2 separate regions of the Mus musculus genome follow, and region 2 is linked to region 1. The links are chromatin loops, found by intact Hi-C in ENCODE. Cell type or tissue: heart. All regions are shown on one strand. Each heading gives the region's core, and the rest is flanking DNA. Links, peaks and the distances in the headings are about the cores only. Region 1 has its middle 12 kb from the start of Phf3. Region 2 overlaps Phf3 (PHD finger protein 3).

Evidence for each region. Peaks named below come from ENCODE experiments on the same cell type or tissue, not always from the same donor. Only the 100,000 strongest peaks of a DNase experiment are listed, where the experiment ranks them.
Region 2: a loop joins it to region 1, with 2.4 times the contacts of the local background. A loop is called at or near these places in 7 of 42 quality-filtered maps.

The regions. Positions count from the first base shown.
Region 1 is chr1:30,867,273-30,883,821 of GRCm38, forward strand. It overlaps a transcript of Phf3 not described here and Gm7256. Among named protein-coding and RNA genes, the nearest start is that of Phf3, 12 kb to the left of the region's middle. In heart, for the core only: no CTCF peak of the experiment used is centred there; DNase peaks (open chromatin) are centred at 5,849, 6,399 and 6,689; H3K4me3 peaks cover 2,791 bases; H3K27ac peaks cover 2,577 bases.
Region 2 is chr1:30,814,667-30,831,215 of GRCm38, forward strand. It overlaps Phf3 (PHD finger protein 3), which reads right to left. Exons shown (of 15, transcript NM_001081080.1): 3 at 15,177-16,549; 4 at 9,544-9,853; 5 at 6,465-6,648; 6 at 6,017-6,161; 7 at 5,415-5,571; 8 at 1,802-1,918. Among named protein-coding and RNA genes, the nearest start is that of Phf3, 40 kb to the right of the region's middle. In heart, for the core only: no CTCF peak of the experiment used is centred there; no DNase peak of the experiment used is centred there; H3K27ac peaks cover 1,681 bases.

The DNA.
Region 1 (16,549 bases), core at 3,647-11,646:
TGCAGTTAAATTAAATTACATTAAGTAAAATCAAAATGTTATTTTTTTCTCTGCTTCAGGTATGAAGAGAATAGGTAAAAAAATTACAAAGTATCAAAATAATTACCTTAAAAAACTGACTTTAAGATTTCATTTTAAATGTCTTACTTTTAGCTGGGCCTATTGGCTTTGGCAGGCAGGCAAGCGCTACATAATTTCAAAGTCAAACCCTACCTGAGCTACAGAATACATTTGTGTTCAAGGCCAACCCAGGCAACTCAGTGAGACTGTCTGGAAATACAGGTCAATGGTTGAGTTCTATACCAATACCAAATATATCAAAAGTCTCAAACAAAAATCTCTAAAGCAAACCTATGTAAAATATATTTCATCCTCTATTACTTTTTTAAAGCCTTTCAATAAATCCACACCAGTATCAAAGTTGAGAGACCAAGAGCTGGGTTTGGGGATATGACTGTAATTCCAGCACTGAAGGGAAGTAGAAGGGCAGAGCTCAAGGCTAGCTTTGGCTAGCCAGCCTGGGAAGAGACCCATCTATTAAAACAAAAAAAGCCTCAAAAAGAGAGACTAGAGACTACAGAATGAGCTTCAGCAGTCTCATGCAGACTACACATGTCCATGCACACATGTAAGAGGTAGCATGAACAAACAAAAACTATCCACTCCATTCAGCGGCTGTTTAAATGAGAATGGCCCCCACTGAATGGAGTGCTTGAATACTTGGTCCTCTGTTAGATCGTGATTAGGTGTGGCCTCGCTGAAGGAGGGGTCACTGGTGGTGGGCGCTCAGGTTCCAAAAGCTCAAGCCATTCCTAGTTATTCCCTCTCACTCTCCAGTCCTGTCCTGCCTCCTGCTTTTGGATCAAGCTGTCAGCTCTCAGGGCTCCTGCAGTCATGTCTTTTTCTGCCATCATGGACTCATAAGACCCGTCAATTGTTTTCTGTTATAAGTTGCTATGGTCACGGTATTTTATCATAGCAATAGAAAAGTAAACCACAAGGACATTATAGAACTTTTGAAAAAATTTAAACATGGTAATACTAATTGGAAAGGAGCATTTTATATATATGATAGTGAAGGTCTTACTATGAAAATAACATTTTACTGCAAACCTAAAGAGAAGTAGTGACCAATTCTGTATAAGGGTGATCCAGGCAAAGACTTAGAATAAAGCAAAACCCTAGAAAGGGATCATCCTTGATGCTTTCCAGCTCTGACATAATAGTTTTAACTATTTAAATTTGATTTAAACTTGAAATCAAGCAATTTGATCAGGCATGCTTAGTGAGAACAAATTTCTACCAGGCAGCTGTAGAAAAAGTACTATGGCCTTAGCAGACTATAAACTGTACTGTATCCTAATTTACTGTCAAGCCGCACAGGCTTCAGACCTCTTCCCACACTGTGAGTAGGAGACAGGCTCTTGAAGCCCAGGCTGGCCTCAGTTAACCCTTCTGCCTCTGCCTCCCTACACTAGGTACTCCAGGTATGGGTCATAAGGAACAAATTATTCTTAATTATTCTTAATTCTCAATTATACCCACCCAAAGAACATTTGGCCATGCTCAGATACCTTTACTGTCATAACAGTTAGAAAGGGTTCCACAAGTATCTAATAAATACACTATAATGCCCTCACACAAGTCCACATTGCAAGGGCTGGGGGCCAACAGACAATATGAGCCACGAAATGCTCCTCTAAAGCCGTTCATTTACAGCAATATATTATAATCCCAATTTATTAGCAAAGATAAAAGTGCTTGCTAGAGTAAACATTGGAGCAAAAAACTGAGCCTTGAGAAATAGCCCATTCAAGATTTACTACACTGACCTATCTATCCTACTGCCAACTATTTACTATCCAGAGAGCTGGAAGAAGTCGTCCATGGCACGGTGCTATCTACTCCTCACAATCACACTATTAGGCAGGAACTACTGTCATTATTATCGCTTTATAAGAAAGGCGCTACAGCCTCCAAGTTACACCTAGTCTTCAGTGTAAGCACAGAAGAGTTTTAAACTCACTTGAATGACATTAAGGTCATTTCTTAAGGAGTGATATAAAAACATCATGGATAAGGAGGTAGAGTTGGCTGCTATTCCTTACACAGGACCCACGTCCAATTCCCAGCACCCACATCCTTGCTTAGAACTGTAACTCAAGTCCCAGGGGAACTGAGACTCTCTTTTGGCCTCTGTAGGAAGCAGGCACATATGCAGACAAAGCACCCACACAAATTTAAATTATTTTAAATTTTTAAAAAATCTATAGATAAATACTAGGTTATCCTTCTAGAATAGTCAAAGAAAACTGAAATATTTAGGTACAATCCTATAAGTAACTGCTCTACAAACTTCAAATTCTGTTTCAGTTATATGAATTAGAATCTACCAGCAAAACCTCATAAAGGGAAACATGACGATTAAGTCTGTGTGAATTTACCCAAAAAAACAGATAAATGCCACTCTGCCTATGAGGACCCCAAAGACTAAAGCAGACCTATGAACTTAGAGAAAGAACTAGCAGGCAGAAGCCGAACCTGGCAAAATCAGAACTGGACCAGTCAAAAGCAGTAAAAGGAAAAAGTTCTTTTTAAATTTTACCATCATTTCATCTTTTACATAGCATTCAACAGCAGTACAAGTTTGAATTAAGTGCAGAAGTACCGTCATAGAATGGGTACTAACAGCCAGACCAACATACACTTAGCACTTAAATATCAGAGTCTGTAAAGTGGGTACAATTAGTATGTCTCTTCTATAGAAGAGCAATTCAAACTCAAATGGTTATGTAATTTTCCAAAGCTCACATACCCAATATCCTCAAAATACAATACAGGCAGCATGATTTCTGAGCCAGCACTTCTACATTTTATTTTATGCACTCTCCTTACATAAAACATTGTTTCTATAACTTTAATAACACAACAAAATCTGTAAAATTGCTAAGCAAATACCCCACTTTTCTTTAAAAATAAAGCAGGAAGTATGTACTTTGCCACACTATACACATAAAAAGTAGTATGGCTACACTCAGTGCATATGCACACATCGTCTGGAGGAAAGTAAACTTCCCAGCTGAAGTTCTGAATGTATTTTCTCCCTACTCCTTGGTTTCACATGTCCACCCACACTAATACCAATTACAGTATTATGCTTAGCCTGTCTATGTCATCTATCATGCCATTCAAAACTGTCTGATATATGTGATTATGTCAACAGATGAAAACTTCTGGGCAATATTTAAGTCTCAACTATTTTCTTAGAGCTTTTCTTCACAGTGCAAATGATCAAAAATGTAATTCCTGAAGTATGGAGGTGCCCACCAATACAGGCAGATCTCTGAGTTTGAGCCCACCACTCTATACACTGTACTTCAGGCCAGCCAAGGCTATGTAGTGAGATACTGTTTTAAATAATACTTATCTCTAACAAAAAAAAATTGTCTAAACATAATGTATGGTACTTGGCAATTCATACAATGTTTTCCTAACACTTGACTTGCCTCCTTAAATTTTAATACACTGATTGCTTCTCTAATGTCTTTAAATCCTGTTTTTTGGTCAGAGCTGCTTGGTTTCAGATACTTTTAATCAAACCAGTGCTCTGCTATCCCCTAGTACATGTAATCAAGCAACAATTACTCCCAGCGTGCTCAATAGAGGCAGGTGGATCTCTGTGATGTCAGCCTGGTCTGCAGAGTTCCAGGACCTCCACAGCTACAAAGAAAAACACTGTAACAAAAAGAAAAAGAAAAGAACAAACAAAAAGAAAAAAGAAAAGAAAGCAAAATGCATCAGAAAAGAAACACTGTATGACCTTGCCAAGGAATCCAGTTATTACCTATTTTGACACCTGAAACAAAAATGTAGGCCTGCTTTTAATTAATAAAGAAGTTTTCTAAATATCTCAATAAAAATAAACATCTAAACTATCTCTCTCTCTCTCTCTCTCTCTCTCTCTCTTTCTCTCTCTCTCTCAGTTTGTATCTGTGCTGGATCCCATTTATAGCTATCCTCAGCCATATATATGAACATAGCAGTGTAAATACAATGCTGTCTGCACAAGTGTGAGTTATTATTTTCCTACCTGAAAACTGGCCTTCCTCTTCTCCATTTTATTTTTGCTTTTTGTTGTTGTTGCTTTTGTTTTTTTGTTTGTTTGTTTGCAAGTTCACTTTCTCCCCTGGACCAAGGCAGCTGCTCTCCCCAATGATAAAGGCTCACAGCAGAGCCCTCCAATATAATGCTTTCAAACTTTCTGACATCAAATTCAATGTGTACATTTGTGTACATGTGCATGTTTGTGTGAGTGTCTGTGTCTCCCTATGTATACACCTGTGTATATGTATGATTCTCCAAAAATCTAAACTCTTAATAGGATTTTATGATTGGATAATGAACTGTCACTTGCTGCCTTCCAACTTTTGCCAATAATATACAGACCAAAAGCTCTCAAACTTTTCTTCACTTCGCTGATTCTAAAACAGAATATAAGTTTAAAATTTTAATAATGTAGCTTTAGCTAAAATAGTTTCAACTTCTCTGGCCTAAAATTCTTAATCTAACTTAATTCCTACCTACATTTATAGGCCAGTTTTTTCTTATGGCATATGAAAATATACAGCATACAAATGTACCTAAGAAGCTTACCCATATATAACTAATGTGGTGCATTAGGTAAGCACACTGTTCTTCCACTAGGAAGCATGAGCACTCTAACCAATTACACCACACACGCTCTTCAGGAAACACCAATAAAGTGTACAACAGGCAGGAGAAAACTTCAGCCCTACCAACGAGCCACTTGTCCTCTTGACAGGTCACTGGCACAACTATAAAAATAAAACTTAAAATTTCCGGTCTTAATTCATTTTAAATGGCGCATTTCGCCTATGCAACAAGTCTTTCTGCTGCTAATGAATTATCTCTGTGGCTTCATCAGAGCAAAGGTTCCTCAATTCTGTTGTCATTGAAAACTAGAGTTCTCACATGCAAGTAAGTGGTCATGAAATGACAAAGAGGAGTTAAGAATTATTGTGAATACAAATGGCGGGCAAAGAAAACAGTGGGAAGAAAAACTACCACCTAAGTATGTCAGATGCTAAGGACTGCTGTTTGAAATAACTGGTTTTTCTCTCAACATCTTCTGTGCTCTGAAATAGCACTATAAATTAAAAACATAAGGATGCTACAACAGAACACTTCCTGTTTCATCTGTCTTTTTAACAACTAAATGTAACCTACGTTTTCAAAATGCCAAACACAAGAATTTTTAAGAAGGCAGGAACCGAGATGTTGGTTTGGAAATTGAAAACACAAGACAAAGTTTGATGGCAAAATACGAACTAAATACAGCAGTACAATTTGCTGTGATCAGTTTTTGTTTTTTTTTTTAGTGTAAAATAAGGTAACAAAATTCATAATGTGGGGCAAGTCTAGATTGTTCGATCCTTTTTTAAAAAGACCTGTCGGAAGAATGAAGACTAACATCGGGCCGACATTAAAGCACTGCTACCTCCCTCAAACCGCAACGGCGCTCTACTAATGGTTACTCAATAGCAATAATAAACACACATTCAAATTGTAACAACTAGGAAACCTCATTTAGCTACCCAGAGACAGGGAGAAGAGGCACCTGGGGGACAGAGCCTCTGGCTGGAGCGAGCTACAACACTCTCTCCTCTCCCTGGGTACCCCACCCCCGCCCGGTGTCAGATGATCAGTTATTTAGCACCATTAACACGTACTTATCGACTAGTGGTTCATTAAATTACACGTCCTGTCGGCAAGCAGGACTCTTCGGGCTTCCCATTTCAAACTAGTCAAAAGGAGCCGGCCCACAGTCCCGGTCCCCAGCACAAAAGCGCGCGATCCGCAGCCTCAGACACCCCGGATGCGGGGACGGGGACCGGCCTCGGGCGCGGGTCGGCCTCGGCGGGGACCCTGGCCGGCTGCCAGGCTCCGCGAGCGGGCTGCGGCCACCGCGCCGGAGACCCGGGGCCTTGGAACCCGGAGTAGTCCGCGACGCCTGCCCGCGCGGCGGCGACAGAGACCCGGCACGCTCGCGGGCGAGAGCCGAGGCCCGGCGATCGCGCGGAGGCCGCGCCGTCACCGCCGCTTCGGGCTCGCGGTCCAAACGGCGGGGCAGGCTGGGGCGGGGCGGGGCGAGCCGGGGAGGCCGAACGGCCCGGGAATATCAGGCGGCCGCTGCGCGAGGTGGGGGTGCGGGGAAAGGACCCGGGCCGCCCGCGTGGGGGGAGGGAGGCCACCGAGTGCCCGTCGCGGCGGGCGCCGCCACTCACCCGCTCCGCAGACGAGCGCTGCCACCGGCAGCCAGAGGAAGATGGAGGCCGCGGGGCCGCGGAGGAGGGGGCCGCGGAGGGGGTGCGCGCAGGGCGTCGGCGTTGCTGCCTGGGCTCGGGGCTCCCCGGCCCGCGCCGCCGCGGTGACGACACTACGGCCGGCCTGCGCTCCGCCCTCCCCGTCCGAGCTGCAGTCGCTGCTTCCCTGAGCCCGGGGGTCGCTCGCCTCGTGGAGCCTGTGCGGCGCCGCGAGAGCCCGCAGCCATCGGCTTGCGGCGGCGGCGGCGCGGGAGCAGGAGCGGGGCCGCGTCACGTGACGCCACTGTTTACCGTTCCGGGGGCTGGGGCAGCGTGCGCCGCGCCTGCGCGCTAGAGCCTGCGCGCAGCCGCCCGCGAGGCTCTGCCAGGCCTCTGCGGCCGAGCGGGGAACACACGCTGGTTGCTACGCGGAGTAGCTGGAAAACAGACAAGGCAGAGCGGACCCGTTAGTGCTTGTACTTACTGGGTGTCAGATGAAAATGGAACCGTTAGGCCTGAGTATTCCGGGTGCCGCTGCCCCCACCCTGCAGCCCACTAGCTGGGATGGTCTCAGAATTCCAAATGCCTGGTTCAAGAAAACGTTCCTGGGGGGATAGGCGTGGTTCATCACAGTGCTGGAGAGGCAGAGGCATTCAGATCTTCAAGAGTTCTAGGCCAGCCAAGGCTACATAGTGACACACCCTGTCTCTAAAAGAGAAACATTCCTGAATACCAAAAAAAAAAAGAAAAGAAAAAAGGAAAAAATTCTTGGTAAGCAATCTTCAAAATACGATCTGCAGTCCTTGGACGACCCCTGCAAGATGTTACCTTCCAGAAATACCTTATTCCTCTGACCATAATGAGTCAAAGTTTCTTGCAGAGAACCGGTTAAATACACTTCAAGTTTTCAAACAGCCTTGATACATTGTAGTAGGATCTATCATAGCATCTGTGACAGACAATAGCACTTAGGGTTACTTTTTGTTATCTCTTAAATGTTTTTTTCTTAAGTTTCCAATGTATCAATAGACACAACTATAAGGTAAAACCCCTGGAGTCCTTCAGTAGTGTGTTGAAATCCAGAGAGCAAACACGGAGTCCACAACAGTTTTGTTTACCCGATCCCAGCCTTCAGTTAAGTGTTATGGTTTAACTGTTGCCTGTCGTAGGTCACTGTAACCAAAACGAGCCCCTTAAAGACCACGATTGAGTCTTCAGTCTGCAAAGACAATTACAACGTTTTCAGCACTTGCGGAGCACCTTACCCTGAGGTCTGAACTCTTCCTTTAAAAAAAAAAAAACTTTGTTAGGTTAAACCTCACAGCGAGTATGCTTTGCATAGTAAGATCAGCATGAGGTAGAACAAGCCACAGGCATGTGTTGACCTGCTCTTTACCTTCTCTGTCTTCTGGTAAGTTCGTAGCTAATAGCAAACATCTACAAAGAAGCTTATGTTGTCCTCAGTCAGCTGCAGTTCTAGAATGTCATCTCCTGCTGTAAGTATCTAAACCACACGTCTTTATTTCACGGTCGTTTTAAATGCGGGTGTGTGTGTGTGTGTGTGTGTGTGTGTAAGAAAGAAAAATAGAAATGAATAATCAGAAACTTTGACTTGAATTGTTTGGTAAGGAATTGCAAAAAGTAAAATATTCTAACTCTTGTTAAAGGGGGGTAGGAGGTAGGATTTAAGAATTGACAAAAAACATCTCTTCAGACAAATCTTAATAAATTCAGGACAAAACACAAAATGAAGATAAAAATACCAGTCATAGCTTAGTCACATTCACCTATCAAAGATTTCTGATCCAAACAACAACAAAAAAAAACCCAACAAACAAAAACAAAACAAAAAAACCTCAGCATCTTTGATATAAACATGGTATTTGTATCTTTTTTTTTTCAATCAGGTACCCAAATCCACATTTGTCCACTACTAGGCTTTTCTTCTTTTTTAAGAGTATTTTGTCTTTTACCCATGTCATGGGTTACAAAAGAAAGGAGTCCTGGGTTATTAATGGCAATAACCACCCACGGGTCCTTTAAAACACTTAATGGCTAATATCAGATGATACGAGTAGCATTAAAGTCTAACTTAAGACATGAATTTAGTAGAACACAAAACTAATAGTGTGTATTTATAGTTGACCGAAAATTATGGGAAAATGCCACAATTTGGACCTTGCAAAACAAAGTCCAATTAAAATAAAGCCAAGGAAGACAGTATATAATACAAATGCCCAAATCAGTCTTGATTGCCAACCCAAGCAGCCCTGGGGGCTCATCTGCTCTTTCTTGAACAGCTGAGCAGCAGACAAGGGACTAGGCTTGCCCAGCCTTAGGCAAAAGATTATGTTTGTCTGAAACACCATTGTTGCCATAGATAGAACAAGCCCCTACAAGTCCCTGTTGGCTGTCCTGTTTGATGTCCTGCCTTAAATTCTGGAGATCCCTGGGGCCTCTGGGGGCCAGAGTTTTGCATCACAGTTTGTGGGTGTGACCCTTGCTGGTCCTCCAGCCATTAAGGCTCTCATTCTAGGGTGACCTCTTGTTGCTGGCCTCTGACCAAGGCACTCTTAGGACAAAAGGATCATGGTTCACAAGGAGGCTAGGCAAGGTTGGGGACTCAGAACACGGTTGTCAATTTTCCAATGTCTTGGTGCCATAACACAGAAGCATCATGTCACAGGTGCTAGATCCTGTAGTCTCTGTTGGCATTGTGCCACTTGGACACTCTCTCTGGGACAACAGCTGGCACCTTCCAGTGTCTCCCTGCACTGGGTGTACCCATCACTCAGGACTATTCAAAAGGTCAAATTGGAGATGGTTCAGGCTTTATACCTTCAAACCCAGCAGTTTGTTTGTTTGGTTTGGTTTTTCCGAGACAAGGTTTCTCTGTATAGTCCTGGCTGTCCTGAAACTCACTTTGTAGACCAGGCTGGCCTCGAACTCAGAAATCCACCTGCCTCTGCCTTCTGAGTGCTGGGATTAAAGGTATGCGCCACCACAGGCCAAACCCAGCAGTTTTAACTTAGGATGTGTCTTAGTCAGGGTTTTACTGCTGTGAAAAGACACCATGACCAAGGCAAGTCTTATAAAAAAACATTTAATTGGGGCTGGCTTACAGGTTCAGAGGTTCAGTCCATTATCATCAAGGTGGGAGCATGGCAGCATCCAGGCTGTCAAGGCACAGGCAGAGCTGAGAGTTCTATGTCTTCATCAAAGGCTGCTAGTGGAAGACTGACTTCCAGGCAACTGGGGTGAGAGTCTTAAGCCCACACTGACAATGACACACCTATTCCAACCAGGCCACACCTCCAGATGGTGCCACTCTGGTCTGAGAATATACAAATCATAAACATAATTGGGCATTTGGAGCTGGCTACAGATGGCTCAGCAAGAAAGGCACCAAGCCTGACCACCTGAGTTCAAACCCTGGGGTCCATATGGTAGACCAGGGGTTCTCAACCTGTAGGTTGCAACTTTTTGACAAACCTCTATCTCCAAAACTATTTACATTATGATTCTTAACAGTAGCAAAATTACAGTTATAAAGTAGCAACAAAAATAATTTTATGGGGCTGGTGAGATGGCTCAGCGGTTAAGATTGCCGACTGCTCTTCCAAAGGTCCTGAATTCAAATCCCAGCAACCACATGGTGGCTCACAACCATCTATAACGAAATCTGATGCTCTCTTCTGGAGTGTCTGAAGACAGCTTCAGTGTACTTACATATAATACATAAATAAATATTTTTTAAAAAAATAATTTTATGGTTAGGGGTCACCACAGCACAAGGAACTGTGTTAAAGGGTCATGCCATTTTGAAGGTTGAAATCTGATATAATCGAAGAAAGCCAATTCCTGCAATTGGCCACTGGCCTCCACACCTATATCATGGCCCACACACCTACCCTGCAACATAAGTCAACGTAATCAAGTATTTTAAAAAATAAAGTACAACATTTGTGTAGTAAAATTTTCTGTGGAAACCATTTTGAAGATACACACTGTCATGTTAGTTTAGAAAAGGTTTAAGTATTTTTATGTTCCAACATGAGATGAAAACAGAGGCATAAATTATCTAGAACTTTTTTAGTGAGATAACCATTGAACATCACAGTCTCACCCAGAACACTGTATCCTGACAGGCTTTCTCCCATATTGACTTTCCTTCCAAGCATGGCTAGCCAGGTGAGCCTTCCACATGATTCATGGATAAAAGGAAGTGCCCTCCCTATTCAGGAATGGATAATTGCCATCACATACCAGTGGTCAGCAGAGAGTAGCTAGTAAGGCAAGATCAGATAAAGTAAGCCTCCCTCTACCCCAGTCCTTTGTAAGCAGTAGGAACCTTTTAAAGACTACAATTGTAAGGCCATCTCCTCTGTGCCACTCTCCCCACACACCCACAGCTTCCTTAATTGGCTCACATGTTTATCTATCCCACTAAGTACATGAGGAATGGACACAGTTATTTCTGCCCTGAAGGAACTCAGAAGAGTGGGAAGGATGAGCAGTCAACAATTATATGCAGCCTGGTATGACATCAGTTGACACAAAAGACATGTTTTCTTCAGCCTGCATCATTTATGGAACATTCTCAGAGTATGATGGTGAGGCTGCCCTCAAAGGTAAAAAAAAAAAGTAGCAGAAAATTTGGTGTGTTTCAGACATTGTAAAAGATTTGCTATCTAAATTGTACATATTGCCACCTTGTTAGTCAGGGTTCTCCAGAGAAATTGAATAGAATGAAACTAATGGAATGAAAATAGGGGGAGGAGGGAAATATTGATGGGGTTTATTAGAATGGCTGGCAGGCTGTGGTCCAGCTAATCCAGCAATGTCTGTAACCAACTAAAAGTCTGAGAATCTAGTAGTTCTCCAGTCCACAAGGCTGGATGTCTCAGCTGCTCTTCTGTATCTTCAGGAATTCTGAAGTGGGCTCTAATACCAATGAAGGAATGGACTGGCCAGAAATAGCAAGGACAAGCAGGCAAAGAGCAGATATTTCCTTCTTCCAGGTGCTTTATACAGGCTACCATCAGAAGGTGTAGTGAAACTTAAGGTGGATATTCCTACCTCAAAAGATCCAGATTTAGTTTTGCTGAAAGGACCCTGATATAGCTGTCTCTTGTGAGGCTATGCCAGTGCCTGGCAAATACAGAAGTGGATGCTCAGAGTCATCTATAGGATGGAACACAGGGCCCCCAATGGAGGTGCTAGGGAAAGTACCCAAGGAGCTGAAGGGGTCTGCAACTCGATAGGTGGAACAACAATATGAACTAACCAGTACCCCCCAGAGCTCGTGTCTCTAGCTGCATATGTAGCAGAAGATGGCCTAGTCAGCCATCATTGGGAAGAGAGGCCCCTTGGTCTTGCAAACTTTACATGCCCCAGTACAGGGGAACGCCAGGGCCAAGAAGTGGGAGTGGGTGGGTAGGGGAGCAGGGCGGGGTGGGGGGAGGGTATAGGGGACTTTCGGGATAGCATTTGAAATGTAAATGAAGAAAATATATAATAAAAAAATTGAAAAAAAAAAGTAAGTATAAGTCTTTTTTTTTTAGATTTATTTATTTATTATGAGTACATTATAGCTGTCTTCAGACACATCAGAAGAGGACATCGGATTCCATTACAGATGGTTCTGAGCCACCATGTGGTTCCTGGGAATTGAACTCAGGACCGCTGGAAGAGCAGCCAGTGCTCTTAACCGCTGAGCCATCCCTCCAGCCCCAAGTATAAGTCTTTAACAGTCTTCAATTTCAAAAGTTTCTCCACTGATAATAAAAGCACAAAATATGTAACTCACGGGAGACCATAAATGAGACTTTAATTTCATTTAGGGCAGCAGAATAAAATGATACATGTGTATTTATAAAATTCCAGCAATAAATTAAGTAATTTGAAAAAAAATCCAGATTTAGGGTGGGCCTTCTCACTTCAAATAATTCAATCAAAAATTCCTCACAGGTGAAAACAGAAACTTGGGTTTTAGCTAATTCCAGATATAGTTGACAACCAAGAATAACCATCACAGTTACCATAAAAATAAATCATTTTTAGTGAAGTATTTTTATAATGTCCCTCTGTGACAGCCTCAATGATATTATTTCCTCCTACTTAAACTCTCCATAGTTTCCCAAAATGTAAGGTTCAAACTAATAAATTTCTCCATCTTATTTCTCTGTGTTTTCTTTTTGAGGATCCTACTGTAAGGTAGCTCTCTATAGCCTCAAGCTCAATGTCCTACTGTCTCGGCCTCCAGAGACCTGGGGTTGCAGCTAAGCATTCTCTACCACAGTAGGCTCCAAACTCAATGTGGTAGTCAAAGCTAGTAGGATTGGTCTTTCAGGATTGGTCTTTTCAGCTTTCCATTTCCCAAGATAGTGCAAAAGAAAAGAGGTAATGTATAAGGAAATCTGTCCATGTGCAGCAGGAAAACATACACCTTGTAGGCATGACAGCCACAAAATGAGGGCTAGAGGATTAACTTCTCAGGGTGATGAACACAACCTGGGCTGTCCATGCATAGTTCATTCAAATACTATTTCAAAAGCCAATACCTAGACCACCTCCTAATAATGTCATCATATTATAAGTCTACCAAGGGATTAATCAATGTCCTTAGATCAGAGTTATCAGAATCTAGGCATTTAGCCAAAACCCCTCAGATGGCAACCAAGTGCCACTACCAATTGAACATTGGGGTAGGAGTATCTGAGATTCAAACTATAGGAGTAGCAAAAGAGGATGTGTCATAAGATGGCCTAAGTGCTTACTTCTTACCCGGTTGGGTACATGACATGTGATGCTAGGCAAGATACCCCTCCTGTTTATATCTTGGAAAGGAGAATCTAAAAACTAAAAAAAAAAAAAAAAAGTTCCTACTTTTGTGATGTACTATAAAAAGGAGCTTGAAGAAGAGGGCCAGTGTCTATTCACCAGTCCCTGGTTGTGTCAGTAAAGGATCGCCAGCTAAGTTGCCTTCATTTTCACAGTAGATCAATAATAGAACTGTTTGTTTTGTGGCAGATTCCCTCAGTGTAACCCAGGCTGGTCTTAATCTACTAATCCTCCTGCCTTGGCTTCCCAAGTAATAGGATTGTAAGCATACGTCACTGTAGGCTTACATTTCTTAAAACCTACTTTTAATAAAGGTACTGAAATGCTTTAATCTTCCTTCTAGCCCACCACCCACCAGAGGTAGTGGAAAGGAAAGGTTAATAGGGAAAAGGAAACTGGGACCCTGTTTAGACATAGTTTTTGCAGTACAAAATCCAATCTGTATTGCCAGGATATCAACAGTTTCGTTCACATGAATCAGCAGCAGCTCAATCCACTTGCAAACATCATTTATACATCAGCAACGGCAGTTTGATCCAGAAGAAACCCAGAAATTCTGCCAATCAGAGTCCTCCGAAGCTACAAGAAGCTGCCTCCAGAAAATTTTTTGGAGTGTTCATCTCTACGAAGTTCCAACAAATGATGATCAGCAGAGTGGCAAGGCGAACCAAGTCCACATAGCATTGTCCACTGTCTGTTGGATTATATTTACACCCTTTTCAAACATCAAGTGTTCCCTCAAGCCTCCATCCGATCTAGCAAAACATCTCATATCCTTTTTCTAGGAAGCTTCCAGAAAGACACCATGTGTCTGTTCTCAGCAAAATATCTTCCCACGAGTCTGCTTCAGCAAAAAAATTTCCAGAAAAACATCATATGACACAACCAAGTCTCCAAAGAAACCATAAATCCCCACTTCACATCAACATGCTGAGTGTTACAGCCAGTCCGAAATATGTCCCATGGGCTAAAGAGTTGTAGTGAGTGGCATTTGCCACCATACCCAGAACTAACTTGGAAGATTCTTGAGGTCCCTGATCCTATACTATAAAAAGGAATAAATAGTTGTTAGGGGTAGACACTCTGACCATTCCAACTACAGAGATAAAGGATAAGTCAATGTGTAGAGAACTGTGTTGGCGTGAGCTTTTGGATAGTGTGGCTCCTTTTGAGTTCTCCCTACTCCTACCCATACTCCTGTATCACCAATAAAATGGTTATCAGATTATTGAACACTGGTGCAATTGTTACTTTGGTGTCTGCCTTAGGTGCCCTTCTGGGGGTGAGAAAGCCTAGGTTGTTTTTCTCTAGGAAGTCTGTCAGCGAACACTTAGACTGTAATCAACTGCATCAGGCTGCCGCTGCTATAGACTTCAGTTGTTTTCACTCTCTGACTTCTCTCCCAGGATTGACATGAGTCCTCCAAAACCTTTAGCCGAAAGAAATCTTGAGTTGTCTCTGATAGGTATCTAGTCAAGGTGTTGAGAAAAGCCACTAATATCTGGATTTTCTTGGGCACCCTTCAGCTTTTTCCTAGTGCTGTCTACTTGTAATTACTTAACTAATCAGGTGTAAATGAATTATTTAATCATCTTATTCTCTTATAATTTGTAAATGTTACGGCCAGTGAATTGACTTAGCAGATATTTCCCACCAAGCCTAATAACCCGTGTTTGATTCCTGGGACTCACGTGGTAGAAGGAGAGAACAGACATACAGAAGTTATCCTCTGACCTGGACACATAGGCTGTTGTATATCTGCCCCCACAACCCACATACAAACAACCAATGATCAATCGATATAGCTGTACACATTAAAGAATTACTTATTTATACAGGCACACTGTAGCTGGCTCCAAACACACCAGAATTGAGTATCAGATCCCATTACAGATGCTTGTGAGCCACCATGTGGTTGCTAGGAATTGTACTCAGGACCTCTCAAAGAGCACTAATGATCTAAACTGCTGAACCATCTCTCCAGCCCAAGATGTACACTTTAAAACAGCACAGATCATGGATTTTTGTTTAAGCTTTTATCCCAAGAACCTATTTTGACACATGGATCCACAAAATTCAAAAGCCATTTCTTGTCTTGATGACCTACATTTGTCAATAATGGATTTAGTTTTTTTTTGTTTTTGTTTTTTGTTTTTTTTTTTTTGTTTGTTTTTTTTATCTTTTTCCGAGACAGGGTTTCTCTGTGTCACCCTGGCTGTCCTGGAATTCACTCTGTAGAACAGGCTGGCCTTGAACTCAGAAATCCACCTGCCTCTGCCTCCCAAGTGCTGGGATTAAAGGCATGCGCCACCACTGCCCGGCAATAATGGATTTACTTTATTAAAGGACTTCAGCTTCTAGGAAAAATCATCTACTGTATTTCAAAGAGTGGAGGCTGAACAGTATAATAGAATTTTGTCCCAATGTTAGATAGGCAGATACCCCGGTCTATGTTTATTGAAAGACTTCATTAAGTATGAAGATGCAACACACTGCTCCTCTAGTTCCCAGAAGGCTAGAGATGGTGTAGAAAGGGGAGGTAGCATTTTCCTGTTTCTACAGAACATAGTCAGTGGTAGCAATTGCCAGTATTGTTTTGTTGGTGCCTGCCTGAGTTAGGGTCTCTATTGCAAGAGCAACTTGGGAAAAGATCAAGAGGTTTATTTAAGCTCATAACTGTCAGATGACAATTCAGTGTGGAGGGAAGCCAGGGCAGGAACTCAGAGCAGGAACCGGAAGTCAGGAACTGAAGGAGAGGTCATTGATGAATCTGTTCCCTGGCTTGCTCACTCAAGGCTTGCTCGGCCAGCTTTCTTGTAGCACCCAGAACCAACAGCCCAGGAGTGACTCCACTACAATAGACTGAACCCCTGCACTCCCCACCCTGTTCACCCTACGAAAGTGAACTAATACGTGCCAGCAAGCCATCTTATGGGGACAGTTTTTCAAATGAGAGTTTGCCTTGCCAAATAACTCTAGCTTGTGTCACATTGACATAAACCAAAGCAATCCAGAAGGGAACCTCAAGAATGGACAGTGTGGGTAGGTCTAAGAAACATGATAACTCAATCTGGTTATCACCACAACGCCCACTCCCCCTCCCCCCCCCCCCCCACAGAGGTGGGGGAGAGAGAGAGACCATTGAGAAACGAAGCAGAATAACACAAGCAGACTTTGTGTTCATGAGAAACAGTAATGCTCCATGTGGAAACAACAATATTGAATATTGTTACTCCCTATGTGATATTTGCAGTTATCCGCGCCTCCCCGCCCCACCCCCACCCCCCATCCCAACACACATCTTCCCTCTCTACCTTCATTTACCATAAAGGTGTCAGAAGAAATGTTTGTTCTTAAAATGGTAGCACTGATCTAAGGTCAAA
Region 2 (16,549 bases), core at 3,299-11,298, 53 kb before region 1:
ATTAAAAGGGTCAAATAGAACTAGTGGGATTGTTCAGTGGGTAAAGGGTCTTTACCATACAAAGAAAAGAAAAACATGGTCTCCAAAGCAAATGCATCCAGTTTCAAATCTCAGGTAAGGCGAGTGCATGCAGACTTGGGAGACTTGGGGTGTAGACAGAAAGACGATATGAACATTAGTTTCGAAATACAGAGGAGGCAAGATTATATAACATCAAAGCAAAAAAAAAAAAGTCTGATACACTGCATGAAGGCCTCTCGACCCTCAGACCACCTCAAGCACAGCCCAGGGAAGGTTAATGTCTAAGCCACAAACAAGCACCATGAACAAAAGAATCCTGTATATTATGCAGGCCAATAAAAACCATACATACTCATTATTTCCTAAAATGGGCAGCTAATGGCTAGACCTGAAAACAAATGCTCAAAATCATCATTCCCTCAAACTTGCTAGGCATGGTGGCACAAGTGGCCATTTATCTATCACTCAGGGAGAGTGGGAGCAAGGAGACTGCAGCCTGGGCTATACAGTGAGCTCTTTCCTCGAATGAATGAATGACTGGATGAGCAGAGTTCTTAGTTAATCTTTAAAGATTGACATTAAAGGTACTGCAAGGATAAATCCCAACTGAAAACTTTTGGCACCTGTGACTTTGAGAAATTTTTATTTTAAAAATTTCGTACAATATACAAATTACAACACTCCAGTTTAATCTGAGACAATACCACATAAACATAACAATATTTCTATGCATACTTATATATGACAAGTCAGGTTATCTTCTAGTAGATTCCGAAAAGTTTTACAAAGTTTTAGAATTGAACAATCTGATTCATTAAAATGTTCATAATGCATTGAAACTGCTTATAGAAAGCACAGGTTGGTTAATGCTTATTTTCCAATTGTTCTGATTTGCAAGTAACAAATCATAAAATAATTCTACAATCTTGTAATTAGCAAAAAAAAGAAAAACCCTGCAGAGATGAAGACAGGCACTAAAATCTAAGAATTTAGGAAGCAGAGGCTGGAGACGCTCATAGTTAAGGGCACTTGTTCTTGCAGAAGCCATTGGCTCACTTCCCTTGACCCACATGGAGGTTCACAACTGTTTGTAACTCTAGTTTTCTGAGATCTGAAGCTGTGCTGACTAGTTATATATTAATCTGATACACTCTACAGTCATCTGAGAGGAGGGGACCCTAATGGAGAAAATGCTTCTACAAGATCAGGCTGTAGGCTGACAAGCTTGCAGGGGATTCTCTTAGTGATCAATGGGAGAGGGCCCAGCTCACTGTTAGGGACACAAGAGCAAGCCAGGAAGCAGCTCCCCTCCATGGCCTCTGCATTGGCTCCTGCCCTGTCTGAGCTCATGTCTTAGCTTCCCTCAATGGGTTATGATTCAGGATATATAAACCCAAGAAACTCTTTCCTCCCGACGTAGCTTTGGCCCTGGGGTTGCAGCACAGCAAGAGAAACCCAAAGACATATGCCCTCTTTTGATACTACAGGTACATGAAGTACATATATACAGGAAATACACTCATACATAAAATAACTATATCTTAAAAAAAAATAAAAAAAGAGTGAAGTGATACATGCCAGTAGTCTCAGCAACTTAGAATATTGAAGAAAGAGAATCACCTGGCCCAGCCAGATCGGGTGGGGTGAGGGGGAGGGGAGGGGGAGGAGAGGAGAGAAGAGAAGGGGTGGAGCAGAGACTAGGAAGTGAGGGAAGAGAAGGCCTCTTTTCCTTGCACTCTGTACTGACAGGCAAGCGGAAGACAAAGTTAGGTGTCCTTACGTGTCTGTTCTCCCTTCGTCTCCACGCAGCCAGCTCTTTGGAGGCTAGTTCTTCTGGGCTCATTCTTATAAGATGATCAGGGGTTACTTCTCCTTTTAGAACTTTCTTAAATAATATCTACAGGATTGTAAAATGAAAAGGAGACACAAACATTTAGAAACAAAAAAGAGCTGTAACATGTGAACTTCCAATAAACAAACTTTAACTTTGAAGCCACTTTAAAGCCTGGTTTATGAATATGTAATTTAACCTAGTACATACAGCCTAGCAGCTTTATAGTGTGGAAGAGTAAAACATAAAACACATTCTATATAAAATTCTATTTGATGCCAGTGTAGTGGCCATTCCTGTAATCCCAGCAGTCAACCTTGAGACTGAGGCAGGAGGATGAAATTCAAGGACAGTTACACAGTGATATTCTGTTAAGCTTCTGGCCGCCCACCCACCCATTCCCTAAACCAGAAAATCCATGTAAAAATGAACATGAAAAAGCAAGTGCAATGAAACCACTATACATCTGTCCAAAAAACTCTTTCAAGTCTGCCTCAGGACAAATTATAATAACCACACCACTTCTGGAAAGGCGCTGACTAAAAGAGCTTTTTAATCAATGTAGTGGTGCCTCTGTTTTTCTGTTTTCTTAAGATTTTTACATTTGAATCATGGCAGGCTTGAGTAGAGACCACAGCAAAGAACTAACTGCAAGGAAAAGCAATCTTCATTTGAGTACTGAGAAACATTTCTAGATTATAGTTTATACAGTTTATATATTTTATTTCATTATATATTATTATATATTTGTTATAGTTTATATTAGTTTATATAATATATAGTTCTAGGTCCATGACAGACTATACAACGTAGATTTTTTCTTCAACAGCTGTTAGCATATTTTAAAATACTTCAATCAATTACACTGCCCCTAATAGTTCCCATGAATTCAGCCCAAATTCTAAATCTTTGATGTTTAAATTGCCAATAAAAACTATGTACTATTATTATCATATAACTTAACACACCCCATTCCATTCACAGCTGACATGTGATGTAACATTCCAGTCAACAGTAGTCCATGCAAACAATGATACACATTTAAAATTTACTACTTAGTGATAAAGAAGGGGACTTAGCTGCCTTTGTCTATGTAAATACACTCTGATGTGTACGCAATCCCAAAATCACCTAATGATGGCTTTTTCTTGCTGCAGCAACACTGTCATGTGATTATAGTTTAAACTGTCTCTATATTTTCTTTTTTTGTTGTTGTTTTTTCGAGACAGGGTTTCTCTGTATAGCCCTGGCTGTCCTGGAACTCGCTTTGTAGATCAGGCTGGCCTCGAACTCAGAAATCTGCCTGCCTCTGCCTCCTGAATGCTGGGATTAAGGGCGTGCACAACCACGCCCGGCTATGATTTATTTATTGTTAATATGTAAATACATTCAGTAGAGGACGTCAGATGTCATTACAGATGGTTGTAAGCCACCATGTGGTTGCTGGGATTTGAACTCAGGACCTTCATAAGAGCAGTCAGTGCTCTTAACCGCTGAGCCATCTCTCCAGCCCCTATATTTTCTTAATATGTTAAAAACTGTGAGTTGGGTGTGGTGGCACACGCCTTTAATCCCTGCACTTGAGAGGTAGAGGCAGGCGGATTTCTGAGTTCAAGGCCAGCCTGGTCTACAAAGTGAGTTCCAGAACAACCAGAGCTACACAGAGAAACCCTGTCTGGAAAAAGGAAAAAAAAAAAAAGATTTCTTTGCTGGGTGTGGTGCGCATGCCTTTAATCCCAGCACTAGGGAGGAGGCAGAAGCAGGCGGATTTCTGAGTTCGAGGCTAGCCTGGTCTACAGAGTGAGTCCCAGGACATCCAGGGCTACACAGAGAAACCCTGTCTCGAAAAACTGAAAAAAAAGCAAAAAAGAAACCAAAAACCAAAAAAAAAAAAAAAACCAAACTGTGTACATCTCTGTTACACACATTACATAGGGAGTGATAACCAGAAAAATAAGCCTATACATCTTTAGTACATATGCAATTTTTCCTCAGTATTTTTGGTCTGCTGTTGAAATGCATTATTTTTGAGATATGACTATTTTGTAGCAAATATTAATATGCAAACTTACATCACTAATGTGCAAACTTTTACACAAATACATTTAATTTAATTCTATAATTGAGAATCATCTTTAGCAAAATTTCTCAATGCACCTACATAAATATAACACACAAAATAATCATATTTATATTTATTTATATTTGGAACACTGAAAGAGCTCACTGCATAATTTTTGCTTAGCATATGCAGTACAGAACTTTCTATGTGAACTCATACACACACACAAATACAAATACACACACACCTTGTGGATTTTTTCTAAGTCTCCAACAAGAAATCCCAAGATATAAGTAAGAGAGCAATAATGTTTAATCCACAGTTAAAATATATTTTTAATAAAGTTCTATTTAATTTGGTAAAAATATTTTAAAATACTTTTCCAGGGAAAGGACAGAGTCTCACTCTGCTGTTCAGGCTGCCTGGGAATTCGCAGCTTAGGTGATCTTTCTGTCACAGATTCCCTAGAAAGCTCTGATGCAAAGCTCATGTTGTCAGGCTTGGATCTTTTTTAGTTTACAACAAAATGTGACGTTTTGAGTGAGCATAGTTCTACTTACAGGTTTAAATAACAAATGCTTAGGCTTAACATAGATTTTGAAGAATAGTTTAGAGTAAATTGTTTTACTCATTTAACTGTGTTATGCAAGAGATAGTGACGAGAAGAAAATGCACATCTATCCAAACACATTGCTCAACAGACTCAACACCCCTCACTGCTGTCTAGGATCCCTAAGTCGGGAGCTTACTCATGTCATGTTCTGGGGCTGCACAGGCAACTCAGTCGGTAAAGTGCCTGCTCAGCATGCGGCAGCTCTGGGTTTGAGTCCCAGAGACAAGTGTGTGGAGATTGGGCCTCAGGCCTGCAATCCTGGCACTCACGAGTTGGAGGTAGAAGAAAGAGAAACTTAAAGTCATCCCCAGCTACATCCCTTCCCTGTCAATGAGAACTGACGCTCTCAGAAGGAGCTCAGCTGCAGAGAGCAAACTGTGTGCTGTGAGGCCCAGCTAAATTTAATCCCTAGTAGTCCAAGCAAACCGACCACAGAGAGAATGCTGTGTGGGCTCCCCTGGGATGCTCCACAGCCTCACAATGTGACTGACATCTACAGACATCACCACAGCTGTTCGCGGAGGCACTCAGACTGAGGACCTCTTGCAGGACATATTTGTGGAGTCTAACCCAGAGCCAAACTGACCCTCTCACTCCCATTCGGAACCTATTAGAAAGGGCTATTTCATTAAAGTCCTAGACTGCGGTTCAGACCATGGCATGCATAGCGTTACAGGAGGAGTGGGATGGCTCCGTGGGTAAGGCACTTGCCGCCCAGTACACCAGATGACCAAGGTATAACTGTCTGCAGACACTCGAGAGAGAAATGACTCGTCAAAGCTGTCCTCTGATAAAGAACCACAGTATGTGCATGCCCATACATACACATGCACACACTTACAAAATTAAGTAAGTTTAAGAAAACTTGGACAAAATAAATTACTTACATTGTTTTTAGGATCTTTTAGATTAAACATCAAGCTTCTATATTTATTCTTATACTTGGCATCCGTGTCCCGAAAAAAAGAGAAAAGTTCTTTTTCAATTTTTGTGGCAACCTTTGCTGCCTTTTCCTCTGGGATCTTCAGGTTTGAATCTGTAAGTCTTAAAATGAAAACAATTCTTTTTCTCTGTTTTGTTTTGTTTTGAATTAAACAGTTTTTTATTAGGCATTTTCCTCATTTACATTTCAAATGCTATCCGGAAAGTCCCTTATACCCTCCTCCCGCCCTGCTTCCCTACCCACCCTCTCCCACTTCTTGGCCCTGGCATTTCCCATTACTGGGGCATATGAAGTTTGCAAGACCAAGGGCCTCTCCTCTCAATGATGGCGGACTAGGCCATCCTCTGCTACATATGCAGCTAGAGACACGAGCTCTGGGGATACTGGTTAGTTCATATTGTTGTTCCTCCTATAGGGTTGCAGATCCCTTCAGCTCCTTGGGTGCTTTCTCTAGCTCCACCATTGGGGGCCCTGTGTTTCAATTCAATTATTTTCAAATACATGAAAAGCCCATGCTATTCGACCACTGGCATAACAACATGTTACCTTTTCATAAGAATATCTTTGAGAGAATGTCGGACACTCTGTCTGATCTGATCTGCAGAAGGCTTGGAAGTAGCAGCAGGCGGGTGCACATTAGGTCCACCCTTTTCCATTTTCTTCTTTTTTGTCTCTTGCTTCTCATGAGTACCTAATTGTAAAAAGCAGCTAAACTCATTAAACTGTTTTAAAAGATACTTTCTCTATAATACATGATCTAAGTTGAAATCCATGCAGACTAAGTATTTAGAAATAATGCCAGAGCCCAGAGTTCATTATTCAGACAGTCCTGGTGCAGAGTGCTACCTAAAATCTCCTGTGATCAAGAGTGGTTCTAGAGTCATAAAGTGTACGCACTCACGTTTTTTTTGTTTTTGTTTTCAAAGTATTCCCAAGATATACCAACCTTCTGTAATAGTAAATACAAGTACATAATCTCCAGCAGTCTCCCTACCTGATCTCGCCACTCTCTCTCCTGTAGAGGCAAGAGCTGTAGATTCCTTTGCTATTTTTTCACTTTTTTCTTCTGATGATCTCCGAGGTAAATGTGGTTGGCTCAACTTGCGAAGAGGGGCTAGCTGCCATTTTTTAATTTCATTATCTCTACTGTCAGAGGAAGTTTTTCCCTCACCAGACTCCTGAAAAATACAGTAGTATTGTTTCATTAAAACAAAAACTACTTACTATTTAAGACAAACCTCAATAATATGTAAGTGAAAAAAAATTAAATCTAGTTAACATTACAACCTGTAAGAGACTAAACATTTTCAATCCAAACTTCTGTAAGATATATATATATATATATATATACATACATACATACATACATATATATATATACACACACACACACACATACATATGGATTGGCTGGAGAGATGGCTCAGCAGTTAAGAGCACTGACTGCTCTTCTAAAGTCTTGAGTTCAATTCCCAGCAACCACATGGTGGCTCACAACCATCTGTCATGGGATCTGATAACCTCTTCTGGTGTATCTGAAGACAGCTAAAGTGTACTCACGAATATAAAATAAATAAATCTTAAAAACACATGTACACAAAAATAAGTTACCATCATTAAAAACCACAAGATTCTATTGTTAACCATCTATTTTGTATAAAATACATAATATCCTATGAAAGAGGAAAACAGAACGGAGATCAGGCTGTAAGGACCTTAGTTGGCTGTAAATATGAAGGAGGAAGGAACTGCGGACAAGTGAGCACCTGCATTTGCCTATGTACTCCTAAAGAACAAACAAGGCTCATTAACTTCAGCACAGGTACCAGTTATGTTCCCAGGATGTCAAAGGCAATTTTAACTCCCATGGGTACCATCAATGTACCTGCTACTTCTCAGAGAGAAATTAATCATATCACACTTATCTAAAAACATAGGGAGAATAACCATTTACAGACCAAGATCAAGGTAACATGGAAACTTTAGAATGCTCTCATTTTTCACTTATTTTTTAGTTTCCTAACTAGACGTAATATTAAGAGTAGAAATCTGGTGGGGTGTTTTTTAAGACTTATTTTTTATTTCTATATATGCATATAAGTGCACTATATGCATGCGCAGTGCCTGTGGAGGACTAACTGTCACCCCTAGACCTGGAGTTGCAGATACCAGATACCTGTGAGCTATGCTGTGAACACTAGGAATTTCACCTGGGTCCTCTGAAAGAACAACCAGTACTCTTAACTGCTCAGCCATCTCTCCATCCCCAGAAGCATGTTTTACTGTTACAGGTCTGATAATTTCATTCCTACCACACACGGAAATGCAGTAAATATTACAACAGAGAAATGTAATGATAGAAAATCATATGTGAAAAGAAGGCAGCATAAATTACCACCAGATTAACCTAAAGAGTCAAGAGTTCACCATCAGCCAGGTGTGGTGGAGTATGTGCATAGTCCCAGCACTGAGGAGGCGGAGGCAGGCACATCTCTGAGTTTAAGGCCAACCTGGTTTTCAGAGTGAGTTCCAGGACAGCCAGTACTCTGTCTCAAAAATTAAAAACAAAATAAAAAGGGTGGGGGTATTACAAAAGAATACCAAGCAATGATGGCACGCCACATGAATCTATAAACAGAACAGCTTCTATGATTTCCGACAACATTAACAATGGTAACATTTTAGAACATCTTTTTAGCTAAGACACAGTTCAGCCAAAAAGCAATGTATTTCCAAATAGACAAGAAACTATATACCAAATGTAATGACCAACAGTTAATGAAATATATTAGTTTTCAGAGAACATACTGCAAAATGGTAATATAGCACTCAGCAATATCAACAATTAACTTGATGTTAATCAAGATCTCCAAACATCTTGTCAGACAAAAATGTTGAATGTCACAAAGGTTTATCAAGATGGAGCTCAACCAAGACTAGTCACAAAAGGAGTGCATGAAAGATCTGACTCAGCAAACAATGGAGAAATAGAGAGGCCTTTAGAAGATGCCCCGGCACTTCCCTGGCTCACTTTCCCTGCCACAGGAGGAAGCCTGGCTATGCTCAGGAGCGTAACACAAGCTCAAGTCCTTTCTAACAGAGCTGTGCTCCCTCACCATCCTTTAATACAGTAGTAGCCCAAGCTACTGCTTCTTCTCAGCTAGGAGTGCTTCCCAGGTCAAACCAACGGCTTCCATACAGCCTCCAACCCGTGAATCAGTCTTGCCTTTGCTTTTTAGACAACGTGCTTACTTATTCTTACACATTTATTGACACTGTGCTACTTCCTCTTCAGGGTTCTGCTACAATTCAAGGATGAGGAAAGTCACTGCTAACGAAAGAAAACTTAATTGAAGAGAATAATGCATTTTTTCTATTTTCCTTCTTCTAAACACAAAATATTTTAAATTTTGTTTAGAAAATACTTTTAGGAGGTGGTTTAAAATGCCAGGTCAGGGGGACTGGAGAGATGGTTCCCTGGTTAAAAGCACTGTCTGCTCTTCCCAGCGCACATGGCAGCTCACAACCTTTTGTAACTTTAGCTTTTCAAAGGATCTGATACCCTCACACCAAGGCACATAAATTAATGCTAGGTAAGTTATAAAAAAATATATATAGAATGCCAGATCATGGAAAACAAACTTTTAGAAGTCCACAGTTCAACAGGGAAAGTGGAAGAAGTGACTTCCAAGCAAATGAGAGCAAAAGCTATAATTATTCTTTTTAATTCTTAAAAAGTGCAAAACAGTTAAACATTCAGTAAATATTTAGATTAAAAATGTACTTAGTAAGCATAATTTATACTTAGGCCACATAGCCACATAAATATTGTACAACAAAGATTCAAATATAAACCTACAGCTCAGGAACAGCACACACCAAAAAAATGCGTATGTCAAAGTCCTCACTTTTCAACAGAATTGGTCCCCTCCTCCCCAAGCCTTAAATTCAACTCATTTTTTATGCTAAAGTAATAACGTACACTGTAATAGACATGACAGAGAAATTTCTGAGTATCATTTAGGTCCATACAAAGCTCTTGAAATAACAAATGTACTGTCTGGAAACCTTACCCGTTTTAAAATTTTGACCTTGTGCTTCCCAGGGTCATCTGAGTGTCTGTGTTTATCGTCAGTGACTGCGTGCTTCGATGATGTCAGCTTTCCACACTCCATCCTTTTATCTTCGCTGTGGGCTTCGATGGGAGCTTGGGCTTCAAAAATCTCTGTGTCTAGTATGTCAGTCTTTTTATCTTCTTCAGCACAGCACCTTACACAAACATATTCTTTGTCTTCCTCTCCCATTTGCTGTGCTTGAGAAAGACTTAATCCAACACAGTCTCCATGAAACCAGTCATCACATCTCCCACAGCCGACCATAAACCTGAAAGGGGGGAGAAAGGTGATTTGTTTTAAAACCTTAGTATCAAGTGAAAATGTTTAATGTTCAGACACTGTTCCTATTTTCCATGAACGCAACAGTTCAACACAGAGCAAGTTCCCAAGGAGCATTCCATGATACCATAACTTTTACATCAAGCGACTCTCCTCTCTAATAAGAAATGACAAAAGACGCTGGTGGGGAATAGGAATGAGGACACAAGGCAGTCATGAAAACTGGTAGCCCACTGTACAAAAATACCATAGAACAAAGCACATAAAAAGACCCAGTCAGGTGTGAGAGCTCAATCACAATTTAAGAGGTGAGAGCGTACAGAAAACTGGGGTATTTGACTTAAAAAAAAAAAATCTAAGTATAAGTCTCTCATTCCTAGTAGCCAGCATGTAACCTGATTCTTTCTGATCCAATATATCATGTTGATTCAGCTGAAGGATTCTCGTTTACTTTTGGGTGTGGACTTCCTTCATGTCTTATGTGTTCTTGGAAATCAACTCATTTGCCCAATAAATAGCAGCCCATCTTAACAAGAATGCACTGGCATCTAGGTTTTGACTCTGATTTGCTGAGTTCTTCCTTTACTGTATTCCCTCATGATTCAGAAGCCAAGCAGTGGGTCACTTAAAGGTATCTGCAACTACTCAGAAATAAAATGGCAACTCATACATGATTAGCGATGCTATCAGCTCACTGGAATACTCAGATCTCTTCCCCCTTTTTTCTTTCTCTGTCTGGCAATTCTTATCTCAAAGATTTGGGGTAGCCCTTTATAATCTGAGCACTTGTGGCACTGACTTTGTTAATGGTGGCACCACCAAGCACGCCCTGCTCCTTTAAAAATGTGTTCTCTAACAGACGGAATGTTTAAACTAACCTGCGGCCTGATTTCAAGCCAAAATTGTCAAAATATCAAAGTAAGTACCAAAATTAGTGCTACATTTAGGAGGTGTTTTAAAAGTGGTGCCAAATCCATCCCTCCTCGACAGCAGCTCTTCATCCTGTGTGCATTTCTGTCTGCCCAACTACTACGCTGAGTCTTAGGAAACAAGCTACAATTGGCCCTTCTTTATCCTCAGTGGTCCTTCTGCTGCCAAAGTCATCAGTCAGTCTTCACCTTTACTATGATGCACTTGGTTTGAAAAATAAGGGTAAGTAGGTTTTATTCACAAGCCAGGAGAACATTTAAATAATGTAACATTTACTTGTAAGGAAGTTTCTCTTTGAAATGTTTGATGACTTCATGCCGTCTCAATGACAATTGCTCCACAGGGTAGGGATCTTGAAGAATTCTTTCATGTTTAATACTTTAATTCTCTTCCCTTGCTTCATGCAAAGTGTACATATTGCTATTTCCTGAAGCCAACTGCCTAGTATAAACTGCTTTGAGATTCAGAAGGAAAATGAGTGGTCCCTTCCTTCTCTTCTACAACCACAGCTGCACTGACTTCAAGTCAAGTTTGCATTGGTTTCAGTCTTAAATGACAGATCATAAAACAGTGTAAAAGCATTCTCAAACATCCATTTGATGTAACCAAAACAGCTCACTGATCTATGATCATAAAATTTATCAAGAAACCATCCCTCATTTCAAGTTTACTTTGGAAATGCTTACACTGAATTGTTGACATGCTTTGAAAACCAAATCTCTGTCATCTAAAGATGTCATTTTAGTACTTTAGAACAATGTTTAGATAAAACTTTCTAAAAAACACAAAAAAAATAGTAGCAAACACCCGTGTCCTGGGGCCAGGAGTGGGGTGGAGTTACTTTCATATAGTCAATTACTTGTAACTGTTAACACCAATTTCTACTTAGGAACTTCTAAAACCCATGAACTAAAAAAATGTTGTTGAAGCCAGAATAAGAGGAAAGAGAAGGGGAGTCAAGATGGCCGGAAGAAGGCCCCTTCTTGTCTCCTCTCAGGCTGTACTGCTTTAAAGACCCGAGGGCTAGGAGGGAATACTTAGAAGGCACAGCACAGGATTCACAGCAGTGGGATGCCAATACCTAGTACTCCAGTTCTTGCCCTGTCCTTGAATGTGTGGTTAATAAAAGAAGAAATTTCTTTATGGATAATATGAGTCTACTGTTGCTGAATAAGCTGACTCAAGCAAATCAGTATGTATTAATCAAGTGAAAAGGCAGCAACACTAATAGCTTTTGTTTTTCTACTATGCTCACATATAAACCAACAATAAAAACAAAAATCAGGTCTACTGAAAAACAGAAAGCAACTTGTATTTCTAATCTTAATTTTTTGGTAAGAGCCAGAAAAAAATCCTTAGAAAACCTTAGTTGTTAAAGTAAACTATAGAATTAATTCTAAGAAATCTCGATCTTAAAAGAAACAGGCCACAAATTAACATGAAAGGTATTACAATACGGGCCTACAGTTCTGTAGGTAATTTAAGTGACAGCCCCAAACATCCTGCCACTACATATAAGACTTTATTCCCCATAAATGCAAAATCATCTTAATAGTCAACCTAATCTTTGAAGATAGTTGACTTGAAAAATAGCCTATAAAACATAAAGAGAAAACCAGAATAATTTATTCTAGAAGCGTGTCCTAAGAATTAAGTTTTCTTTTCTGAATGTAACACTGTAACTTAATGTTACTAAGGAGACATTTTTTGCTGTTTGTTTTTGAAATTTTGTCCAACCTACAATTAGGGTTAAGAAAATGCATTATGAATTAAAGACACAAACATCTTCCAGACAAAGGAGGAAGAGAAGCTGAAGGTACATAACACAACGTGACTTTAAGAAAATTCCCACTCAAAATGTCTTCTGGTGAAAAGATTCAAAAGTCACATTTATGTAAAAGTAAACAAGAGTCTCATTTTAAAAGTATATTGAAGGGGAATGCCAGGGCCAAGAAGTGGGAGTGGGTGAGTAGGGGAGCAGGGCGGGGGGAGGTTTTGGCAACTTTCAGGGATAGCATTTGAAATGTAAATAAAGAAAATATCTAATAAAAAAGTATATTGAATAATTTTGTTATGTCTGTATTAAAGACCTATTGTCTCTAGGACAGAAGATCATAATGTTAGTCATGAAGACCCATAATACAAAGCCTAACATCCAACTGGACATATATAGAAAAAAGCTATTTCCATTGTAATTTATGTAAAATACTAATTAACTCTACTGTCACAAGTGCTATTTACAAATAGCTTTCAATATGACCAGTATATACAATCAGATAATACATTTCCATATTTCCCTAGTAGATCTGTATTTATGCATGTAAATTAAAATTGAAAAATTACAAATTGTGTGAAAAGTACGCTTTAGGTATTTAATGAATGGAAAGGCAATGTAACAATGTAGTGCTCAAGACTATACATGTATATAAAACACAACCAATGGCCTAGTTTCTTTATTCAGACTGAAAAAAAGGCACTAAAGGTGGCTAAAGAGCCAATTCAGAAGTTAATTATTTCCAATATACATCATCCAGATCAATTACACAGGGTCAACACCCAATCCCCACCACTATCATGCTAAGCTATATTCTAGACTGCAGCAAAGGAAGTTCATACTTTATATAGCAGCATCAGAAAGGGGGGAGAGGAAGGAAGGAAGGAAGGAAGGAAGGAAGGAAGGAAGGAAGGAAGGAAGGAAGGAAGGAAGGAGATTAAAGAGAATATGTAATCTTTATGTAGTCTTTTCTTTATGTAATCTTTATGTAATTTTTACTTTAAGTAGCTGCTGAAGTTATGAAGTGACTGTCACCACTACAGAGCTCCGACAAACTCCTGAAGACCACACCATTAGGACAAAAGTTATTATTAAAGAGCTAATAGTAACATACTGAACATGGGTTCAAACTATGCCAAAGGAATCCTTGAGGTTCCAAGTCCCTGACCATATGTCAGTGTTGTGAATTTTTTAAAGATACTAAATGAGACAGAGGGCTGGCTTTTATTAAAAGTACAATTAACAATGTGAGTTAATCCTTACATCGCTGAGATATAAAGTAAGCTCCCTTTGAAATATGTGAACATACCATAAATGTACAAACCATGAAAAGGTATGTAACTCGGATAAAGGTAGCACTATATTCAAACATGCTACAAAGTTTAAAAGCAAAGATATACTTTTTCATTGAGTAATCCCTGACGTTAAAAGAGGACACAAACAGTAAAGATTTCAGCAGTATAAAGGCGGAGCCGAGAGGACCCCAAGATCAAGGACAGCACAGATTATATACTGAGCTTTCAAACAGGCTCTGCTACAGTCTGTCTCCGAACAAACAAAAAAATGTTACCAACCTCTATGGCATAAAATTTAGTTTAACAATTCCCAAACCTCCCTCTTACTCCCAATGAAAGTGATGCACACCATGCTGATTACTGACTGCCTCTCTAAACTTGGTTTCACTTTTGTGTCATCTGACAGAGCTGGGAGAGGACACTGTCATGGGACTTTACTGTCTGTTTTCATTCTTTTTAGTGTACAGTCACTGACATAACTCTAAAGAGCAACGTTAGTACTTGATCAGCACCATCTGCAGCAGCAGAGACCACTTCATCTTTGTCCCTTCTCAAAAGAAAGCATAAGGAAATACTCCAAAGAGAGAGCATGGGATAAGCTTCGAAAAATGGAGTCCAAAATAACCCTATCATAAAAGTAGTGGTAACGTCGACTCTAAAAGATTTTCAAAGATCAGAACTCACCAATTCTTTGAACCATTAAACGTTCCAAAAACAAATACTTATTTTCAGTCTACTCCATAACACATACAAAATTCAGCTAGGTATTCTAACAGTTGCTTTTGCTATTGAACTTAGTTCCAAGATCAAATGTTGGTTTTGAAATGGTAACAGTTGGTGTTTCAAGTGCATCATTTAAAACAAAAATAACAGCTTCAAAAGAAAAATAGCCATTCCATTCAGAGCTTTACACTTTATTACTAGTTCTGCAGTCAAATAAAATGACATAAAACCTCCAGTCCTGAGGCAGCATAACAATTCTGATTAGCAAAATGGGTTTGGTTTTTATCAGATGCAATGACTACATCAAATTCTAACTGGTTACAATGAGAAAGCATGTCCATGCATATCAGACTGGTCAGACTAAGCTTTTTAAGATATTCTACAATGATCTAGCTGTAAATTCAATGGTTCCAGGTTGCTATCATTTATCCAGGGTTGGTAAGGAGTTTTTGGAAGTCTCTGTATATTAAAATAAATTTTTTCATATTAGAAAGTTCTCACAGATCCCAATCCTCATTCTAGAAGTTTCCCAATGTACACACCCATACAGATATGCACAAACACACACATACATACACACACACACACACCTGTTGCCATGTGGTTTTTTGCAAAACCCACATTGCTTGCTTGGAGTCCACATATATTTGCTTTCAATTGAGGTGGTCTGATCTGACCCTTCTTTTTTTACAGTAGCTATGTTGTCTGGGATGAACAATGGAGGCTCATCCAGAGAAAAACTTCGGCTGCTTCTCCTTTGGCGAGGCTGCAGGTTCCTATCAGGTTTTCTTGGCTTCAGTTTATCGTCCTCCTTAAGATGCTCACTGACTGGATGGTCATGCTCATCCTTCACATGGCTACTGCCCTTCCCCACAGCTGCCTGCTGCTGAGGCTTCTGGCTCTGTTTTTGACTGGAATGCACCAAGTGTCCAGTTTGTACAGGATGGGGAGGCTCCTTAGAGAAGCCAGAGTGACCATGAAGCTTATCACTATGAGGATGAGTTAAAGGTTTGGAAATCTGCATTGTGTTTTGATCCTGGGGCATTCTTTTCAATACAGAATGAGCTTGGCTTTTCACAGATTTAACTCCAGAATTACAACTCTGACTCTTCCAAACCTTATCACCTTGTTTTTTTCTCACTTTGACTGGCCTCTGAGAATCAGGCTGGGGTTCCGGCTCACCAGAATTTCGCTTCACAGCCTTGACATTAGATTTAGTTTTGCTATGACCTACTTCATGCTTTGCTGCCACAGTTTTTCTGGGTGTCTCTGTGGTCATGCTTTGTTTAGAATGAGTTACAGATTTTATGTGTTTGGGTTTTATGTTTTTGGGCTCTAAACCACTTCTATCATCCTGAAGATTGGCTGTTTCCATTTTAATACTTTGAGTAATATTCAATTGCTTTGAATTTTGGTCAAGAACATCACAAATAGTATTTTCTAAAGTGCTAGCTTCCGGTTCAAAAGCACAAGCATCAACTTCCTCCAAATCTGACTTATTGAACTCTGTGCTCTGTAACCGAGCATCATTAGACTCCGTGTCCTCACCATAGCCCAGTGTTTCCAACTCATTTCTCTGAGGTGAGTTCTCAGGTTTATCAACAATATCCACAGTATTCTTCAATTCCAAATGACATTCTGCCCCTTCATTCTTTTCTGCCTTATTTTTATTGGCACAAGCAGAGTCACTAGACACATCAGAAGATTCGGGTTCCTCGGCCGTCTGGTCACCTTCGCAGGGAAACTTCACCTCCTCTGATTCTTGATCAGGTTTTCCCCCTGCATCCTTTCCTTCAATGGTGTCATTCAGTTCACCCGAAACAAGATCACTCTGCTCATCTTCTCTAACTGGAAACTTAAATAACGGGCTACTGTTAGTCTTAGCTTTACATTCCATCAGAGCCTCAATGTTCTTCTCTTCCACACTAGCACTAGTCTCTGAGAGAAGTGGACAATCTAACTC